2 separate regions of the Mus musculus genome follow, and region 2 is linked to region 1. The links are chromatin loops, found by intact Hi-C in ENCODE. Cell type or tissue: heart. All regions are shown on one strand. Links, peaks and the distances in the headings refer to the core of each region. The heading gives the core; the rest is flanking DNA.

What was found. Peaks named below come from ENCODE experiments on the same cell type or tissue, not always from the same donor. Only the 100,000 strongest peaks of a DNase experiment are listed, where the experiment ranks them.
Region 2: it touches region 1 in a loop (9-fold over the local background); 32 of 42 quality-filtered maps call a loop at or near these places.

What each region holds. Positions count from the first base shown.
Region 1 is chr7:126,319,267-126,329,166 of GRCm38, forward strand. No RefSeq gene overlaps it. Among named protein-coding and RNA genes, the nearest start is that of Gm30928, 28 kb to the right of the region's middle. In heart, for the core only: a CTCF peak has its summit at 4,661 (motif pointing right); no DNase peak of the experiment used is centred there; H3K27ac peaks cover 540 bases; H3K27me3 peaks cover 916 bases.
Region 2 is chr7:126,371,861-126,381,760 of GRCm38, forward strand. Spns1 (spinster homolog 1) reads right to left here and starts at 6,074. Exons shown (of 12, transcript NM_023712.3): 1 at 4,977-6,074; 2 at 4,814-4,879; 3 at 3,207-3,343; 4 at 2,062-2,213; 5 at 1,910-1,976; 6 at 885-1,030; 7 at 552-707; 8 at 98-287. The coding sequence starts at 5,217. In heart, for the core only: CTCF peaks have their summits at 3,325 (motif pointing right), 5,693 (motif pointing right), 5,894 and 6,201 (motif pointing left); DNase peaks (open chromatin) are centred at 5,611 and 6,191; H3K4me3 peaks cover 2,331 bases; H3K27ac peaks cover 1,431 bases.

The DNA of each region.
Region 1 (9,900 bases), core at 1,032-9,031:
ATGTGTATATGTGTATATGTGTATATGTGTATATGTGTATATGTGTATATGTGTATATGTGTATATGTGTATATGTGTATATGTGTATATGTGTATATATGTATGTGTATGTGTATGTGTATATGTGTATGTGTGTGTATATATATCAAACCAAATGTGGTGCCACATGCCTTTAACACTCTCACTTGGAGGCAAAGACAAGATGATCTCTGTGAGTTCTAGGCCAGTGTGGTCCAAGTAATGAGTTCCAGGACAGCCAGAGCTACATAGTGAGACCCTATCTTGAAAAAAATAATATAAAATATGAATAAAAAGACTGGAGGCACTGGGTCATACATAGCTCAGGCTGTGCCCCTTTAGTTCCTTACCAGGTACAGCTGCAAGGAGATGACAGGCCATCTTGCAGTGACAAAGGGCAGAATTTTCCTCCTTTTCCTTCTGCTGTCTGGGAATCAGAGGCAACCTGTCTACAGTACATGCTATGGGCTACTTAGTAACTACATGGGATGAGACCTTCTCTTCTGTTGCAAACCTGTGAGAGAGGAAACTGCCTCAGATTGGAACTGAGCACTATGAAGAATTCCTACCACAGTGTTTCTCCTAAATTCTTACCCAAATGGACAATCTGACTCAGAATCCCCTTTTTGCATAAAACCTTCTATTGACCTAAAGTACATAGTATTTAAAAATTGCCATCCAATCATAAAATATAAATTAAAACTAAACTTTTCAGGTGATGGGGCTGGAGAGAAGGCTCGGCTGTGAGGAGCACTTACTGCTCTTGCAGAAGACCTGAGTTTGGTTCTCAGCATCCATACTGGCTCACAACCATCTGTAACACCAGTACCAGGGGATCCAGTGCCCTCTTCTGGCCTAATACAGACATGTAGGCAAAACACTCATACACAGAAAATAAAATAAAATCTAAAATATATTAAACATCAAATTATGTGAAGAAATGTATTCTAAAAAGATAAACCAGCAAACCGAATTGCCAAGTGAATGGAAGAGAGAATCAGTAGCTTTGGGTGTGACTTGGTGGCACAGCATTTGTATAGCACGTGGAAGCCTGCATTTGGTCCCTAGCATTCCACTCAAACTAGTACAAAAGGAAAAGGAGAACTTTTACTTATTGAAACACAGTTTCTCTGTGTAGCCCTGGCTGTCCTGGAACTCCCTTTGTAGACCAGGCTGGCCTCGAACTCAGAGATCCACCTGCGTTTGCTTTTGAGTGCTGGGACTAAAGGTGTGTGCCACCATGTATGGCTGCATCTTTAATCTATACAACCCTGAATGAGTAGCCATGTTCTATTCTTAAATGTCTTCCAGCTTATTTCACTTTTCAGCTGTGAGTTTATACGATGACATCACTGCCGCTCAATGTATGACAGGAGAATACTCAAGAATATTATAATAATTTGTAGAGATTCTGGGTAGAGTGTGTGTGTGTGTGAGAGAGAGAGAGAGAGAGGGAGAGGGAGGGGGAGGGAGAGAGGGAGGGGGAGGGGAGGGGGAGGGGAGGGGTAGGGAGGGGAGGGGGAGAGATATGTTTATTGGGGAATTGGGGACTAGGGCATCAGTCCTTCTTGGCCCAGATGTTCCCATCATGACCCCCAGATGCTAAGCATAAACTGCGGGGTTTTAGTGTTCCCTCACTGGGTTTCAGTCTTGCTTTGGTCTGGCCATTCCATGATATGACACCATTTTTCCCTTTTGGAATGGCGTGGTGGTTTGAATAAGATTGCCCTCATAAGCTTATATATTTGAATATGTGGTCCTCATTGGTGGAACTTTTTGGGCTAGATTAGGAGGTGGCCTTGTTGAAGGAGGTGTGTCACTGGGGTTGGCTTTGAGGTCTCAAAAGCCCACACTATTCCCAGTGTCCTCTCTCTGCCTCCAGATTTCGGATCAAGGTGTGAGATCTGTGCTGTTCTGCTGCTAAGCCTTTGCTCCCTCATCATGGACTCTAGTCCTCTAAAACCATAAGCCCAGTAAAATTCTTTAATAAATTGCCTTGGTCTCGGTGTTTTGTCACAGCAACAGAACAGCAACAGAACGGTAATTGGGACAAATAGGAGTGTTTGTGTGTAGACATTATAGGAATTGTTTTAAAATCATGGGGATTTTTGATGTTCAACTCGATGCCTTTTTCTTGTATCATGAAGTGGACATGAGCCTGTGGAGACAAAGGAAGGAAAACTATGACTTTAAGTGATCTGCTTGTGCATCAAGTTGACAAGAGGTGGAGTTGCTCTGATTAATGCCAACCTGGAGGATCAGATTCTTCTGGGCCTGCGAAGGATTAATCTAATCATACTAGGTTAATTGTAAGACTCTTTTTTTTTTTTTTTTTTTTTTTTGGTTTTTCGAGACAGGGTTTCTCTGTATAGCTCTGACTGTCCTGGACCTCACTTTGTAGACCAGGCTGGCCTCGAACTCAGAAATCCACCTGCCTCTGCCTCCTGAGTGCTGGGATTAAAGGCGTGCGCCACCACGCCCGGCAATTGTAAGACTCTTAACTGGGCTGGCGAGATGGCTCAGCAGGTAAGAACACTGACTGCTCTTCCGAAGGTCCTGAGTTCAAGTCTCAGCAACCACATGGTGCCTCACAACCACCTGTAATGAGATCCTCTGGCACATCTGAAGACAGCTACAGTGTTCTTATGTATAATAATAAATAAATCTTTGGGCCTGAGTGAGTGACTGGAGTGAGTGGGGGCGAGCGAGCAGGGACTGAGTGAGCAGAGTTGACCAGAGTGAGCAGAGGTCCTAAAAAAAATTCAATTCCCAACAACCACATGAAGGCTCACAACCATCTGTTCAGCTATTGTACCCATATACATTAAAAAAAAATTCTTTTTTTTGTTTTTGTTTTGTTTTTTTTTTGTTTTTTTGAGATAGGGTTTCTCTGTGTTGCCCTGGCTGTCCTGGAACTCACTCTGTAGACCAGGCTGACCTCGAACTCAGAAATCCACCTGCCTCTGCCCTCCAAGTGTAAATAAATCAAAAAAAAAGAAAGAAAGAAAGAAAGAAAGAAAGAAAGAAAGAAAGAAAGAAAGAAGGAAGGAAGGAAGGAAGGAAGAAAGAAAGAAAGAAAGAAAGAAAGAAAGAAAGAAAGAAGGAAGGAAGGAAGGAAGGAAGGAAGGAAGAAAGAAAGAAAGAAAGAAAGAAAGAAAGAAAGAAAGAAAGAAAGAAAGAAAGAAACCCTTAACTGTCAGTGGCAATGTCCCTTAACTGTCAGTGGCAATGTCCCATGGGCTGGCGTCTGAGACTTAGTCAGAGGGAGACAGCTCCCTGGACACTAATGTTCATTTCCCTCTTCTTGGCTATCAGTGCAATGTTCATGACCAGCCGACCTCCTGTTCCTGCCACCATGCCCCTCTGTGCTTATGGAATCCCCCCCCCCCATCAACCAGAATAAACCCTTCCTCCTTTTTTCTTTTTCTTTCTTTTTTTTGGGGGGGGTGGGGGGGGGTTGAGACAGGGTTTCTCTGTAGCCCTGGCTGTCCTGGAACTCACTTTGTAGACCAGTCTGGCCTCAAACTCAGAAATCCACCTGCCTCTGCCTCCCCAGTGCTGGGATTAAAGGTGTGCGCCACCACGCCCAGCTAAACCCTTCCTCCTTAAAATGCTTCTTTCTGGTCAAGGACTTGCTCGTGGCAATGAGCAGAGGAACAAATATCCTCCACATTTTACATCAGTCTCAGCGTTCCTGTCTTCCTGATGTCCCCAGAATGATGCATTAAACTCTGCAAACAGCTTTTAAGATGTCTTTAGCCCACAGTGACAAACTCCTCCACATTCCTTCTACAAATCAGTCCCAAAGGATGTAAACCACGGGGTCAGGCCTATAACAGCTGCCTGCCCTCGCTTAGCAGCAGCTTCTCCATTAGTTTATTATCTTATCATTGTGATCAATACTAGATCAGAAGCAATTTAAGGGAGGAAGGGTTACTTTTGCCTTACAGTTTAAGAAAGCGAACAGTCTGTGTTGGCAGGGAAGGCAGAATGGCCGGGATACCAAGTGGCTTTTTGAGTCTATTGATCATATCGTTATATTAGTGATTTTAATCCAGTGACAATCAGGCCTCCACATAGTCCTATAGTTAGAGTGGGTCCTGTCATCTGCAGATTCCTTTTTTGCTTAAAAGCTGCTCTGATAGTAGGGCGTGGTGGCGCACGCCTTTAATCCCAGTACTCGGGAGGCAGAGGCAGGCAGATTTCTGAGTTTGAGGCCAGCCTGGTCTACAAAGCCCAGGACAGCCAGGGCTATACAGAGAAACCCTGTCTCGAAAAAACAAAAACAAAAACAAAAACAAAAACAAAAACAAAAAAAAGCTGCTCTGATGTTCTAGCCATGGGCTCCATCATGTTGCATTTTTCTCCCAGGTGAACTCTGCAAAATAGCTCAAGACATCATTCTCCTGCAATGACCAGACACCACAACACTTCTTCATACGAGATATCACGTCTGACTAACTCTGACAACCCATAAATGGCTACTCAGGAGCATTCTCAGGATCTTCCTGGACAATGTTAAGGTGTCTTGGTTTAAAATTGAGTCGGGTCTAAAGTTGGACAGTGTAAAATACATTGTGGGAAATGGCACGGGTTCTTTCTGTAGCGTTTTAAGTAGTACCTATGTCAATGCTCGCTTTGTCCAGCAGGTGGCAGCGTCTACCCTTTCTGGACCGGGTCTTCTCTCTGAAAGCGAGTTTTAGAAGCAGAGTTCCTGAGATGTACATGTACATGTATTTTTTGAAGAAATTTTCAAAGATGATGCAGCCCAGGGCGGTGTAATCAGACGTTATAAAGCTACAGGACATTTCAACATGAGACATCACAGAAACCGGATGAAACCATCCTCTTTATCATGCTGCTGAGAGTCTCCTTTTAAAGGACAGACAGATGTCCCCAAGGCTAACTGGAAAGCCCCAACAGGATGAACTTAAGCTAACCACTAGCCCAGCACCGGAGACCAATAAACAAATGTGGAAAAACACAGGTTGCTCCCACTGTGATAAAAGAATTCTGGGCTTATAAGAAATCAAGTGTTCTCTTCTGGACTCCATGAAGCAAATGTGACACTGAGCTACTTGGGCCAGAAAGATTCAGCAGAGAAAGGTGCTTGCCTCCAAATTAAACAGCTCAGGTTCTATCCCCGGGGACCCACGCTGTGGAAGGACAGAAGCAACTCCTGCAAGTTGTCCACTGACTTCCCTGTGTGAGCCTAAGCACTATATGCCCACCTCCCAAATCAATAGACAGCAAGGGAACAAGCAACATTAAAGATTACCTCTATGGAAAATAGTAACACCAGGCTATGACCAATAGTACTGCTACGGCTGCTACACTGTAGCCCTGGTTGTCCTAAATCCACACCTGGAAGCCATTTTAACTTACCTAATGGCGCATTTGAGGTGGAGAGGGGCTTATGCAGCCATCTTCTTCACAGAGACACATACAGAAAACTATGTCTTCTCCAGGTTACCTGCAGTATTTCCCTGTGGACCAGCTACCCCTCAGCAGTGGCTAAGATTCTGTAGAAAACCCAGTGAACTTACTAGGATTCTATCCAGAGCCTGGGGAGAGATTACATACAAGAGTGTGGTCCATCGCAGAGCAGCTGCATCACTGGAAAGTCTTCCCAGCATAAGTGACAACTTCCCCACAGCTGCCCCCTCAATCTTGTGTCCTGTGTTTACTCAGGCTCCTCCAGAGAGCAGTGGCGTTTCCTGCAGTTAGGGCAGAGTCACGTGGCAGATGGCCATTTCCACAAGCCAGTAAAATACCTAAGGGTATTCTAAACACTTTTACCCACAGATAATGCAGCTCATCCCTCACCATAGCAGCTTTTTTCCTAAACAGATGGCAACTGTGACAGAGGTCCAGAGCTGGTCTATGTATGTGCAGAGGTTGTATATACAGGGAGAGCAGGGTCTCATCATGTAGACCTGACTAGCCTCAAACCCATAGAGGTCCACCTACCTCTGTTTCATGGGTACAGGGATTAAAGGCATGGCCGCCACACCTGGTCATAGAATACACTTTTAATTTAATTTTGCATTTCATACTATGCTGAAGACTGAACAGTGGCTTTGAGCATATGGAAAGTAGCTTCCCTGATGGTAAGTCCCCAGGTCCCTGTAAAGACTTTACAGTTGGTTTCATTTTGTTATGCTACAAAATGACTTAAACCGACTTTTCTAGGCTGCATGTCCTGACTAGTCTATGTTGCTATGGTTATTTTATGCCGCTGACGCTCTGGGTCCCTTTGTCTGCGTGGAACGAGTCTCTGGGGCAGGTGGGCAAGGTGTTGGCAGGTGACAGACAGACCAACACACAAGATTGTGTAGAATATGAATGTATTTTGTCAGGTCGAGCATCAAACTTTTTATACCGAAGAAATAACAAGAAACCAGGCAAAATACAATCCACCAAGTTACAGTGACCCAATACATAAGGAATGTATACATCAAAAGAAGGCGGGGACCAGGCTGCTGCCGAAAAGAAGGGAGCCAGGTGTAAACTGGTCTATTGTTAAACCCACCACCAGGGGTTCTGCACTAGCAGACCTTTTCAAGAATACTGCAATACCCCAACACCCTATGTCCTGGGTCTACAGAAGAATTTACCAACTTGCTTCTAATATGAAGCTTGCAATACCTAGCTGTAGAGAAGATCCCTGTCTCAGTGGGATTCCCTAGCTCTAATATGGTATTCCCTTTTCTACTGTCCTTAGTAAATATTTTTGCAGACCAGCTCTGAGCTACTGGCTCCGTCTTTTGTAATGCTTAATTAGTTACTGAATAGGTAACTTCCTTTCTGCATTCCTGCGGAATTCCAAGCTCCTTGGCTTCTGGGACCTTGGAACAATTGGGAGACTTAACTATATCAGAATTTAAACTTAAAAGGCATTTATAATAAAATATTAAAAGAGAGCTCTTAGTTCCATACACCAGACTAACGCGGGAATAGGGTATGAGTATATGGGTAAATGAGAACGCCAAAGCTCCAGGAGGTGAGTTTCCGTGAAACTCTTCCTCGTGGGTGCTTACAGACTTTCCAGCCTGTCAAGCAGACTTGACCGGAGTGCGTGGCAAGTTTATTTCTTACCATGTGGGGGAAGTATAAGTACCTGATGGCATGCAAACCCTCGCATAACTATACATTTGTCTTAGATATAAAGCACACAACTCATTCTTTTGACGATTTATAATTTTCTGGCAGGGTCAGGATTGAACCCCAGAGCTTTACACACGTCAGGCAAACATTCTATCAGTGAGCTACCTACCCAGCCCCACTCCCCATAATCTCAATTTTCCAGACATCCCATCTTATAGATTAGTTTCACTGAATATTAGCTTTATCTGTTGCTGCTACTAGACATTTCTGTTCTAACTTTCTCAATGTGCGAGTGTTTATATTTCAATAGAAGAAAACTGGCTGAACTTGTATTTATGTGTACTTCGCTCTAGACATAATCTTACCCTAATTCTCTAGAATCATTGTGTCCATCATCCAAGCAGACACGGAGCTCTAGAAAGCTAGTGACAAATGAAATGAAAAATGAAGCAGCCTTTTGGCATTTGCAGATTAGCTAAATAAAAAGGGAAGTCACAGATTCACGGGTACACTAGCTAATTCAACCTGAAATACAAGTTTAAAAAAGGGGAGGGGGCTTTCAGGATTGAAAGCTAATAGGTAGGATGTCATTAGGCAAAATTAGGGACTATCATCATGGCTTCTCTGTTCTATAGCCCAGCTCTGCCTGATTACAAACCCAGAGAAAATCAATTACCTCAGCTGAGGACCACAAGGCTACTGTCTCCATCAGCAGCCCTGACAGATGTCTCCTGGTGTCCTCTCTTTGCCCATCCCTGAGGGACTGCGATGCCTGATGCCCTTTCTGCTGCAAAGTTACCACGGGATGCCACCATGTGCAGAGAGAAGTGAGGTTCCTGAAGCCACTCCCACTCTGCTTTCTTATGCCTTCCAGGACCACCTGCCCAGGGGTGTCATGTCCCCCTTCCCATAGAATTAGTCCTTTCTTGTCAATCACTAATTAAGACAACGTCCCACAGACTTGCCTATGGGTCAGTCTTTTTTGTTGTTGTTGGGTTTTTTTGTTTGTTTGTTTGTTTTTGAGACAGGGTTTCTCTGTATAGCCCTGGCTGTCCTGGAACTCACTTTGTAGACCAGGCTGGCCTCGAACTCAGAAATCCACCTGCCTCTGCCTCCCGTGTGCTGGGATTAAAGGTGTGCGCCACCACTGCCTGGCTGCCTATGGGCCAGTCTCCTGATTCCTCAGTTATGGCTCCCTCTTCCCAGATGTGTCCTTTTTGTGTCAAGTTGACAAAAACAAAAACAAAACAAAACCATCACAATTGATCCCTTGTCAACTTGACACAGAAACATATCATCTATTAAGCCATAACCTCTCTTCTCTTGTTCCTCCTCAAGGTCTCATATTAATGCCAACACCACAATATAAAACACTACAACTTTTTAAAAAAAAAATCCCATAATCTTTAAAGATCCAAACTCTTTAAAGGTCCAGTCTTTCAAAAATATTCAAAGTACCTTTCAGAGTTCATAGTCTCTCTAAAATATCCAAAGTCTCTTTAATATTCCAAAGTCTCTTAAAACATCCAAGGTGAAGCCGGCGCGTGGTGGCCACGCCTTTAATCCCAGCACTCGGGAGGCAGAGGCAGGCGGATTTCTGAGTTCGAGGCCAGCCTGGTCTACAGAGTGAGTTCCAGGACAGCCAGGGCTACACAGAGAAACCCTGTCTTGAAAAAAGCCAAAAAAAAAAAAAAAAAAAAAGCATTCAAAGTGTCATAACTGTGGGTTCCTGTTAAATAAAGTAACAAGTTGAATACTTTTTATTCCAGGAGGAAAAGACCAGGACACAGACAATTCAATCAAAGAGAACCAAGCCTCGGTAGTATAACAGTGGTTGGCATCTAGAACCCACTTAGATCCTCTGGCCTTCAGGGAGCCTGGGCTACTAGCTTCAGCTCTACCCGCCCCCTCACCCCAGTACACAGACCTTATTTTCCAGGCTCCAGCCCTGAAACTTTCTTTTTTTTAAATTAATTTACTTTTATTGTGTATAATAGAGGTGTGTGTGTGTGTGTGTGTGTGTGTGCGCGCACATTACATCTATGGAGGTCAAAGGGCACCTTTATGGAGTTGGTTCTCTTCTTCCTCCTTCACATGAATTCCAAGGTCCAAACTCAGGTCACCAGGCTTCAGTGTCCCCGCCCTTTAGTCCCTCAGCCATCTTCTCAGTTTCTGAAAACTTTATTTTGATTTATGTTTTATTATTGAAGTTTCAAAAGCATGGCCAGAGGGCATCATTGTTAAAGCATGCAATCTTTTCTCTGAGGTTTGGTTTCTTTGTGTGTGTGTATATAAATTTTCCTCCGTTTTCATTTATTGTTAAGGACTTGAATTCCTTTAGTTTTTAATAGCATTAATATTAGATTGCCAAAAGATATTCCATGAGACTGTTGTAGAATTAAGAGTTAAAAGATTCCGCCGGGCGTGGTGGCGCACGCCTTTAATCCCAGCACTTGGGAGGCAGAGGCAGGTGGATTTCTGAGTTCGAGGCCAGCCTGGTCTACAAAGTGAGTTCCAGGACAGCTAGGGCTATACAGAGAAACCCTGTCTCGAAAAACCAAAAAAAAAAAAAAAAAAAAAAAAAAAAAAAAAAAAAAAAAAAAAAAGAGTTAAAAGATTCCTATTGCACCAGATAGTTCTGTGCAGAGTTGGGGAGATGGATTCGCTGATAATTTACTGTGTCTTTCATGCAAGAGTCTTTACTGTAGTCATGGCGGTCATTCCCACAGCACTAAGTGGGTAGGGTTTTTGTGACTTGGTATCTGTCTTAGTTAG
Region 2 (9,900 bases), core at 1,205-9,204, 53 kb after region 1:
ACCATCCCCAGTGAACATGGCGGTACCCAGGAAGGCCACGCTGCCCTGCTGCCCCCACGTAAAGACACCACCCACCAGACTCCAGTATCCCACTCACATAGGTGGCCACGATGCTACCTCGGGCACAGGCCAGGGCCAGGAAGAGGAAAGGCGCCGAACCCAGGAGGCCAGCTGCACAGACGAGTGGGTCAGCCCGAGGGTTGAAGCGGCGAAGGCGGCGGCTGATCTCCACTCCCAGGCCCACACCCAGGACTCCAGTCAGGCAAGTGATGAGTCCAAAGATGAGACTAGGGGTGGGGTAGAGGCATGGGAGCTATTCCTTCTGCAAGGTCCCCTGACCCAGAGAGGGCAGTCCATCCCACCTGCCCTCGACCCGAATCCCTACAGCACAGAACTCCAGGCCCATGTGTTAACCTCATCACATGATTTCTTAGAGGCTCCTAAGAGTGAAGGTAGCGGGTACAGTCAGGATTTACACTCTCCTGGCCTGAGTGTGAACTCCCTTCACGAGCCCCCTACGTGCAGTCACCCACCCAGCCCCTCACAAGTACCTGTCAGAGGAAGAGCATGAATCTCCAGGGAGACAGGGCGGAGTCTCTCCCAGAACAACCCGGGAGCGCAGCAGGAACGCTGGGGCCCAGAGAGCCAGGGAGCCCGTGACAAAGGCCACAGAGGTGAAGCCAAGGGAAGACAGGACGAAACTAGGACTGCAGACATTGAGAGGAAGTCAGACCCCACAGCCGTGTCCTCCTCTCCCTCCCTTAGTCTATTGTCAGACGGTGGATGTGGTCTGTGCCTGCATCCCTGGCCCTAGATACATGGTCTCCTAGCAGGACAGAACACTTGGCCCTGCTGAGCCTCAGAGATGGAAAGGGTGAACTCACTTTCGTGCCAGTGCCTTCAGATCTGCCCACCAAGAGGTGGGGCTCAGGGGTGGTGAACCTGAGTGGCGCTCCACGGCTCCTCTTGGGGGCTCCTGGACCACCAGGAACAGCAGCAGGACAGCCAGCACTCCTAGACCTGGTGTCACCTGGGAAAAGTGCAAGCTTTGGGACACGGGCAGGGGTACACTGATTGAGGGGTGTGAACTTAGCTCCCAACGGCTTAAGCATCCATAAGTTCTGAGACGCTGGGGTTGAGGGCTTCAGAGGGTTTGCCTCTGGGGACATCCTAATTTTATAAGCCTGACATTGCTGCTTCTTTGGTGGGTGACAGGACCCTGATTGTTCTGGGGACCCCTACCCAAGTTCTCACTTCGAATGGTTCAAATTAGATCTAAGACCTAACCAAAAGGAAGGTTAATCTCTAGCCCTCAGTAACTGAGTATGTAACGGGCACGTGACCCAGTCACGTGACCCAGGATCATCCAATCAGATACCATCATCTCATGACTAGAGTTCGGGGATCTGAGGTACCCAAGTTGTTCGGCTGAAAGGTGATCACTTGGGACTCCTGGACGCATGAGGATAAAGTCAACACAGGGGAAGGGAAAGCTGAAATAAAACTGAGTGAGTCCAGGGACGGCACGGGAGTCCCAGCTCAGCTTCACTCAGAGCCTTACAGCAGGGCTGCTGTCACCTGCAAGCGGAACTTCTGGCTCCCTGTTGAGGACCAGGCTTGCTACAGGCTCAGCGGAGCAAGCACTGCCACAAAAAACTGACGGAGTACACAAGACTAGCGACCTGGCTTAGTGAGTAAAGAGCCAAGCCAGATGATCCAAGTTCCATCTCCAGGACCCTCGAGTCAAGGAGAAAAATCAAACTTCCCAAAGTTGACCATCAGGCGCACACACACACACACACACACACACACACACACACACATTTTAGGAGAGTTAAAGGGCATATCTCAAGGTTAGAGGGAGATCCTTAAGAATGCGGCTGGCTCCCCACACTATCATCAGACTCACCCGTAGAGCCCAGTGCCAGTCTCCAGCCACGTCTTTCACTTTGGAGCCAGCAATGTAACCTAGACCACTGTGGGAAGGGAGGCAAGGGGAACACGCAGTCAGTGAGACGCCCACCAAACCCTTGCCCCACGTCAGGCCGGCGGCCCACTCACCTGCCCACAGGGATGGCAAAGTAGAAGATACTGAGCATCCGACTCCGCTGGTCTGCCACGAAGAGGTCGGCGATCAGGGTGGGCGCAATGGTGGAGTAACTGGCCTCCCCGACCCCCACCAGGCCCCGGGTCAGGAGAAGCAGCCAGAAATGCTAGGGAAGGAGACATGGGGGGAGGTGGCACCCCACCCTGGAGCCAGCCTCCCAGGAGACCTCTCCAGCTAGTGCTGGAGAAACGGCAGAGGCAGTGAGGGAGGCCTGGGTTTGGAGTCACACAGACCTGGCTGGAATCCTGGCTCCATTTACTAGCTGTGACTTTGAGAAAATAGCTTAACCTCTCTGAGCCTCACTTTCCTCATCTGTAAAAGGGGAACAACAACCGTTTGTTCACAACACTGTGAGGACTTTGCACTCAAGAGGTGCAAAATAAATCTACCTTCCCTCCCACCTAAGACCACCCAATGATGAATACTGAACTTAGCTGGGGATAATCTGCTTACCAAAGATACCTGGAGCTAAGGAAGGCTACATGACCGCCTGAGGGCACTAGGGCCTGGGGCTGGGGGCAGCAGATAGGGGAAGGTTTCAAAGTCACAACAAAAGCATTAGCCAGAGAAACTGCAACATGCGGTATCATGTGTTTTCAGAGTTTTTTTGGAAGGGAGAAGTGGGTCACTGTGTCAGAGGCTCCCCTGAGATCTACCAAGAATGGGGCCTCATGAAGCAACCAGGAGAACATGTGTCCACAGAGCCAACCGAGCAACAGGGGCAGCACATGGGGATGGGTGAGCTGAGGAAGTGCAGGCCAGGTGACAGCTGACCCCGGCTGCCCTCTCACCCACACTAGCACCAGGCTCAGGAGGAACCCAACACCAGGAAGGGAGAGGACAATGGCTGTCTGCACAGAGATCAGAGGGGGAAGGAAAACCCGTGTGCCCGGGTGTGCAGGGAGACAGCTGGGGGACAAGCCATGTGGCGAGTGGAAGAAGGTTCTAGAAGAAAAGGGAACAGGGTAGAGTGGGCAGGGTAATGTGGGCAATGGAAGATGGCACAGATCAAGGAGGTTCCCCGACTCTCAATCCAAAATGACTGCAGAGAACAACAGCAAATACTGATGGGAAGTGGGGAGGGAGTTCAGGGCCTCACCTCTCTGGGGATGAAGGATGATCCCAGTGTCACCAGGGACCAGAAGGCAATGCCCCCGCACATGAGGTACTTTCGATTGTACCTGTCACCCAGGTAGCCAAACACTGGTGCCAACACCATGTAACTGGAGATGAACACTGGGGGGAAGCAGAGAGTCACAGCCCAGTCCAGGTCCCTCAGCAACCCCCTAACACACACACACTCCTCTAGTTAGAGAGCAAAGTACAAAACTGCCTAACCAGCGATTTGCCACCCTCCTCCTCACTGATGTCGCACCATCCCCAGCCCAGCCCTGTAGCCCATCAGGGCCAGAGGGATGATCCAGGCCCAAGGTCACGACTTTCCAAAACTTCCTTTATAGAATGGATCATCAGTCCCTCCCTTCTACCCAGCCTGAAACCAAATCCACCCCTTACACCCTCTACAATGTCCGATCTAACCCACCTCCTTCCTTTCCCCCTTCTCTGCATCTTCAAGGCAACTGCCAAGACCACACACATTAGGGTTCAGCACCCACATCCCGTCTATCTGGGACATTTTCATTTCTCTCCCGAGCGTCACAAAAACCCAACTGCTTCAAATTCTAACTCAGACACAACCAGATTGTCATTTTCTTTTCTTTTCCTTCTGGGGTTGGGGAGGAGAGAAAGTCTCACTGTGTACATAAGGCTGCCTAAGCTCACAGCAACCCTCCAGCCTTTTGCCTCCCAAGTGCTGGGATTAAAGGAGTGTGCCAACACACCTGGCTCTACCCTTCTTTTACAAAAGCCTTATCCATCTGAAAAATTATTCCATTTTAATTAACCCCCTCAGGCACAGCAGGGTGTCAGCTCCTGGGTGGGCCAGGTCTGCATCTCCTTTAATTCATAACCTAGCATAAAACACGTGTCCAATGAACGAGTGTTGAATCCACACCATGTGGACCTTTGACCTCGTTCTCTTTTCTGCACACTTAATGCTTCTACCCAGTTCCTCTCTGGCCTGGAGTAGGAAAAACAAATACTTGAAAACCTTGTTTCAAATTCTCATTCACCTCTTTGCTTATGTGACCCTGGGCAAATCTTAGCTCTTCTGATAAAAATACAGGTAGCTCTCCCAGTACAAATAGGAAAGGCAATGAATGCTACTCCTCAGCTGACAGAACTATAGGCAAGAATACCTGGCCAACGTCCTTGTAGGGCCCCTACCACTTCTAGGGCGCACTACTAGGACCTAGCACATAATAGGCTCTCAGAAATGGAGACTTTCCCCCCACAGCAGTGCCAAGCACTCCTGCCATTGTATCCTGGTGCCCACTATGTGCCACACACAAGGCATGACCTAGTCCTCACACCAGTCTAAAGAACTAGCCCATTTTATTACTAGCTTCATTCTACAGACCAGAAAAATGAGGCTTAAAGTGGATGAGTGTGTTGCCTACCGACTCATAATAACTAGCTGGCTCCCTCTGTGCGATGTCCCAGCTCAAGTGGACAGCCCAAGAGCAGCCACGGCCATTGCCTCCAAGAGCCCTGGCCACTAAAGCTTCACTAGGCAAACCTGCATGTATGTAGGCCTACTTGAGGCAATTAAGAACGAGGGGTTGTGTGGGCAGTAGCCTCACTCACCAGTCTGGATGAGGCCAGTACTACCATCTCCGATGTTAAAGAACTGCTCGATGTCTGTAAGAACCCCTGGAAAGAAAAAACAAAGAATGAGCGCCAAGAGGCGACCCTATCCTGGGGAACTTCTCCCTTGCCTATATCCCTTCTTCGGAGCATCAGTGCGTACCTGCCACGGTGAAGCGGTCCATGTAGTTCAGGAGGTTAATGTAGCACAGAACCACCACTATGAGGGTCGAATGGCCCCGAGATAAGCCAGTGATGCGCTGTAGCCCCTCACAGTCTGGGACCTCGAGTTCCCCGGACTTTGGATTCCCCATGGGTCCTGGCAACCCCGGATGGCCGGGCGCTGGCCCGTCATCAGGATCATCTGCTTGGCTGAGGAAGGGCGCCGTGTCGGACCCGGCCATGGTCCCTGGGGAATCGCAACCGCCCACGCTTCGGTCCTACCTCCGACGGAAGGAGGTTGGAGAGAGGACTGCGAGAAGACTTGCCCACTATCGCCTAGGAGCGTGGTCCGATGCACAGTGCACCACTGCGAAAAGCCCTGGGCTTCGTCATTCCCTCTGGTTCCGACAGAGGAGAGCACACAGGAGGTGCAGGTGACGCTGGGACAGGAGCAGGAAGACCAGGACCCAGTCCCTCTTCTCACGCTGACGCACTCCAAAGCCCGGGAAGGAGCGCGCCACACTCGCTGTTGCTCAGTCCAAGCTCAGCAACACAACTGCCGCCATGTTGCCCAAGAGCAGGTCATGTGACACCGGAGCCCTACCGGAGAAAGTCACCCGGTGCAAGGATTGAACACGTGACCTGCCACCGCCTACGGAAGCCTCCAGGGTTTCTAGGGCTCCTCCGCTATGGTAACCCGACGCTCGTTCCTACTTCCACCAGTAGCCTCCAGGGGGCCTCGCAAGCTGGTGTAATCAATCGCCTAGATGGAATACCCATTTATCCGATTTCACGAGATAGTGGATTATTTGGAAATATTACATCTCTACAGATGCTAGTGAGTTGTTTCCTCTTTTCTTCTTCAGTGACTGGCTGATGGCTTCATTGCTCAGTAATTGTTGGATGAATAGCGGCGAGCAGCTGCCTCCTTTTGTTTACCAATCATGAGCTTTCACTGTGGACATTTAGATTCCTATAGAGTCGGGCGTAGTAGCGCATACCTTTAGTCCCAGGAGAAGGCAGAAGGACGGAGATCTTTGCAATTTCAAGGACAGCCTGGTTTACATAGCGAGTTCCAGGTCAGCCAGGGCTACATACTGAGTGAGACCCTGCCTCCAAGAAAAGATGCTAGAGTTTAGGAGGAAGAGGATGTTTTGTCTATGGCCTCGAGTTTTTCTCCAACCAAGACTAGTGTCCTCGCGCCCTCTGGTGTCTCTCCTGGAGGACAGGCGGAGGCTCAGAACCAATGAACTGCAATGTACCCTGCACCAAAAAATGGCATATGGCTCTAATCCCAGCACTAAAGAGACAGAGGCAGCCGATCTCTGTGGTCGAGGCTAGCCTGGTTTACTGAGCAAGTTCCCGGGTGACCAGGGCTACACGGAGGAACCTTATCATAAACCAACAACAACAAACTCAATCTGGCTGGTGGCACATGCCTTTAATACCTTTAGTCTTGAAAACAAAACATACAAAAAAAAAATCCCACTAGGTGTGGCAGTGAATTAAACAAACCTTTTATCTCAGCACCCACGGAGCAGAGGCTTTTTTTTTTTTGGCTTGTTTTTTCATTTTTCTTTCTTTTATTTCCAAGGTTTCTCTGTATGTCTGACTGTCCTGGAATTCCCTTTTTTGACCAGTGTGGCCACCAATTCACAGGCATCCACCTGCCTTTGCCTTCAGAAGGCTGGGATTAAAGGTGTTCCATGGCGAACCGTCTCAGGTTGCTAGTTTTCCTTAATATACATACATTCTGAATGCAAAATACTATGATTCTATGAAAATACTGTTTTGTGATCCCACTTCCAGAACTGGGATGTAGTTCAGTTGATAGTAAATACTGCCAAGCATTCCTGAAACCCTGGGCTCAAGTCCCCAGTACCTCATTCACCCAGCCCGTTGCAAAAGGTAGAAGGAGGAGAATTGGAAGTTCAAAGTGGTCCTTGATACATAGCAATAGTTAACTTTAATGTGGCTTTGGGTACATAAGACCCAGTCTCGACAAAACAAAAAACAAAACAAAACAAAACAAAAAATTAAAGATTCCTCTTGGGGCTGGAGATGGCTCAGTGGTTAAGAACACTGACTGTTCTTTCAGAGGTCCTGAGTTCAAATCCCACATAGTGGCTCACAACCATTGGATCCAATGCCCTACTCTAGTGTATCTGAAGAGAGCGACAGTGTATCCATATACAGAAAATAAATCTTTTTTTTTTAATATCCCTCTCAGCACAGCAGAGGAAGAGGCAGATAAAAGTTTGAGGATTTGAAGACTGGACTGTATTGAGTCTTAAGTCAGCCTGGACTAGATAATGATGAGATACAGAGACAGAGAAAGAAAGAGAGAGAGAAAGAGAAAGTTAGAGAGAGAGAGAGATTGAGAGTTCGAAAATAGGTAAGGGCCAGCAAGGTGGCTCAGAGGATAAAATACTTGGTACCAATACTGACAATCTGAGTTCTGTCCCTATCCAAATGGCAGAAGAGGATTGCCTGCCACAAGCTGTCCTCTACCTCACACATGTGCCATGACATGCACACAAAATAAAAACGTAATAAAAGATTAAAAACGTAAAACACTGTGAGATGAAAGAAACGTGACATAATAGGTTGCCTACTGCATTACTCAATTCAAATGAAAACCTAGTGTCTGGACACACGCACCAGGCATCCCACATGCTCAGGAGGCAAGTGGGTCACTTGAACCCAGAAAACTGACTCTATCTGGGCTATCTAATGAGTCTCTATCTCAAAAAAAATTTTTTTTTTAAATCATGTTGGCATTTGAGAAAAGCTGAGTCCGTGGCAGATGGATTGAAGGTTAGGAGGGGAGCAGTGAGCATGAAGGGATTTACAGAGATCTGCCTGCCTCCCTCTGCCTCCAGAATGCTGGGATTAAAGGTGTCAGCCACCCCTCTCAGGTTGCTTGTTTACCTTAATGTACATACAATCTGAATACAAATTACAATAATTCTATAATTTAGAAAGTACTGCTTTTACTAGACTACAGGTGGGGCACGGGATGGAGAGGAACAGAAAGGCTCCGGTCTGAGAACAAACTGAAGTTGGAAGCTACTGGGCTATACAGATCAAAACCCCATCAAAAGGTGTGGAGTTCAGGCGTGGTGTAGATAAGGAAGACGAAGCAAATTTCAAGGTGAAGCTTGCAGGGCTACGGATGCATGGCGCTTTCGGTCCCCATCCCTAGCATCACAAAGCAAAGTATGAAGCCTGGCTGGAACATAGCTCAGTGGCAGAGCACCTGTGCAACCTGAATGAGGGCCCGGTTTTCACCCTCAGCACAAAAAGGGGACAACGGTGACACATTGTTTCTGGCTCATTCACTAAGATGGGTGACAGTGGGGTTCTCTGAGACATGAAATTTATTCCTTCAGTAGACTTTGGGAGGCAATGACCGTATATGATCATGAACCAGGAACTAGACATCATTGATAAGAACAAGACAGTGTTTGCTGGGCACTTACAAACGGATGGGAAAGCAAGAAACAGGCAATCAGGCAGAGGTGGAGGCAGCTAGAGCCTTGCTTCAGGCTAAGGTGGGACAGTAAAAACGATGTGACCAGCTCTGCAGAAGCTTTCGGGAAGAACCGACCTCTGTGTTAGAAAGTGTTGCTGCTGTGGAGCTGAAAATTGCAAAGGGACATAAGGAAAGGTAAAACAGTCCCTGTGGAGGCGCACGTCTGCAATCCCAGCGCCTGGGAGGCTGAGGCTAGCCTGGTTACACGCATGAACCACCGCCAAGTATGCTCAACAGAAATTAGCATCCCAGGCTCCTCCTCAGAGCTTCTGCACCTGGTCCTCACTTCTGCAATCACATGATCCAGTACACACACACACACACACAAACACACACACACACACACACACACACACACGCACACACACATTTTATGAGTATGTGTGTTTTGTCTGCATGTATGTATATGCCCGGTGCCCCCCAGAAGTCTGAAGGTGATGTGGAATCCCTTGGAACTGAAGTTAACAAGTGGTGCCACCATGAGGGTGCTGGGAACTGAACCTGGGTCCTCTGCAAGTGCTCTGAACCTCTAATCTCTCCAGCTCCCTACCCACTTTCTTTTTTTTTTGTTTTTGGGTTTTTGTTTGTTTGTTTGTTTTTTGTTTTTTGAGACAGGGTTTCTCTGTATAGCCATGGCTGTCCTGGAACTCACTTTGTAGACCAGGTTGACCTCAAACTCAGAAATCTGCCTGCCTCTGCCTCCCGAGTGCTGGGATTAAAGGTGTGTACCAGCACAGCAGGCCCTTCCAGGCTTTTTGTTTGTTTGTTTATTTTTTTGTTTTTTTGAGACAAGGTTTCTCTGTATAACTCTGGCTGTCCTGGAACTCACTTTGTAGACCAGGCTGGCCTCAAACTCAGAAATCTGCCTGCCTCTGCCTCCCGAGTGCTGGGATTAAAGGTGTGCACCACCACTGCCGGGCCTGGCCCTTCCATTTTTAAAAAATGATAATTTGTGTTTATATCTGTGTGAGTACATGCCACGTGTGTACAAATGTCTGGAGAACCTGGAAGAGGGCACTGGATCCCCTGGGCAGTTTCAGGCAGATGTGAACTGCCTCATGTGGGTGCCGAGAACTAAGCTCTGGTCCTCTGCAGCAACTACTCTGTGCCACTGAGCCATCTCTCCAGTGGTTTCCAAGGACCCCAGGACACTATATACACACTCAAGTGTGTCAACCTCATGAATTCTGAGTCTCAGGTCCAGCCCACTTGTATGGAAATCTGACTCTGCAGTGGGTGATGGTAGCAGGGTTATCTCATTAAGCGTTAGTTTCTCTGTAATATTTCTGCTTCATTGTGGGGCTCTGAGGAGTGAGATCATAGGAAATGCCACCTTGTCCTGAGACGCTGAGTAAATGTTCATTAAAGTTTCAAAAGAATACTATTTGTT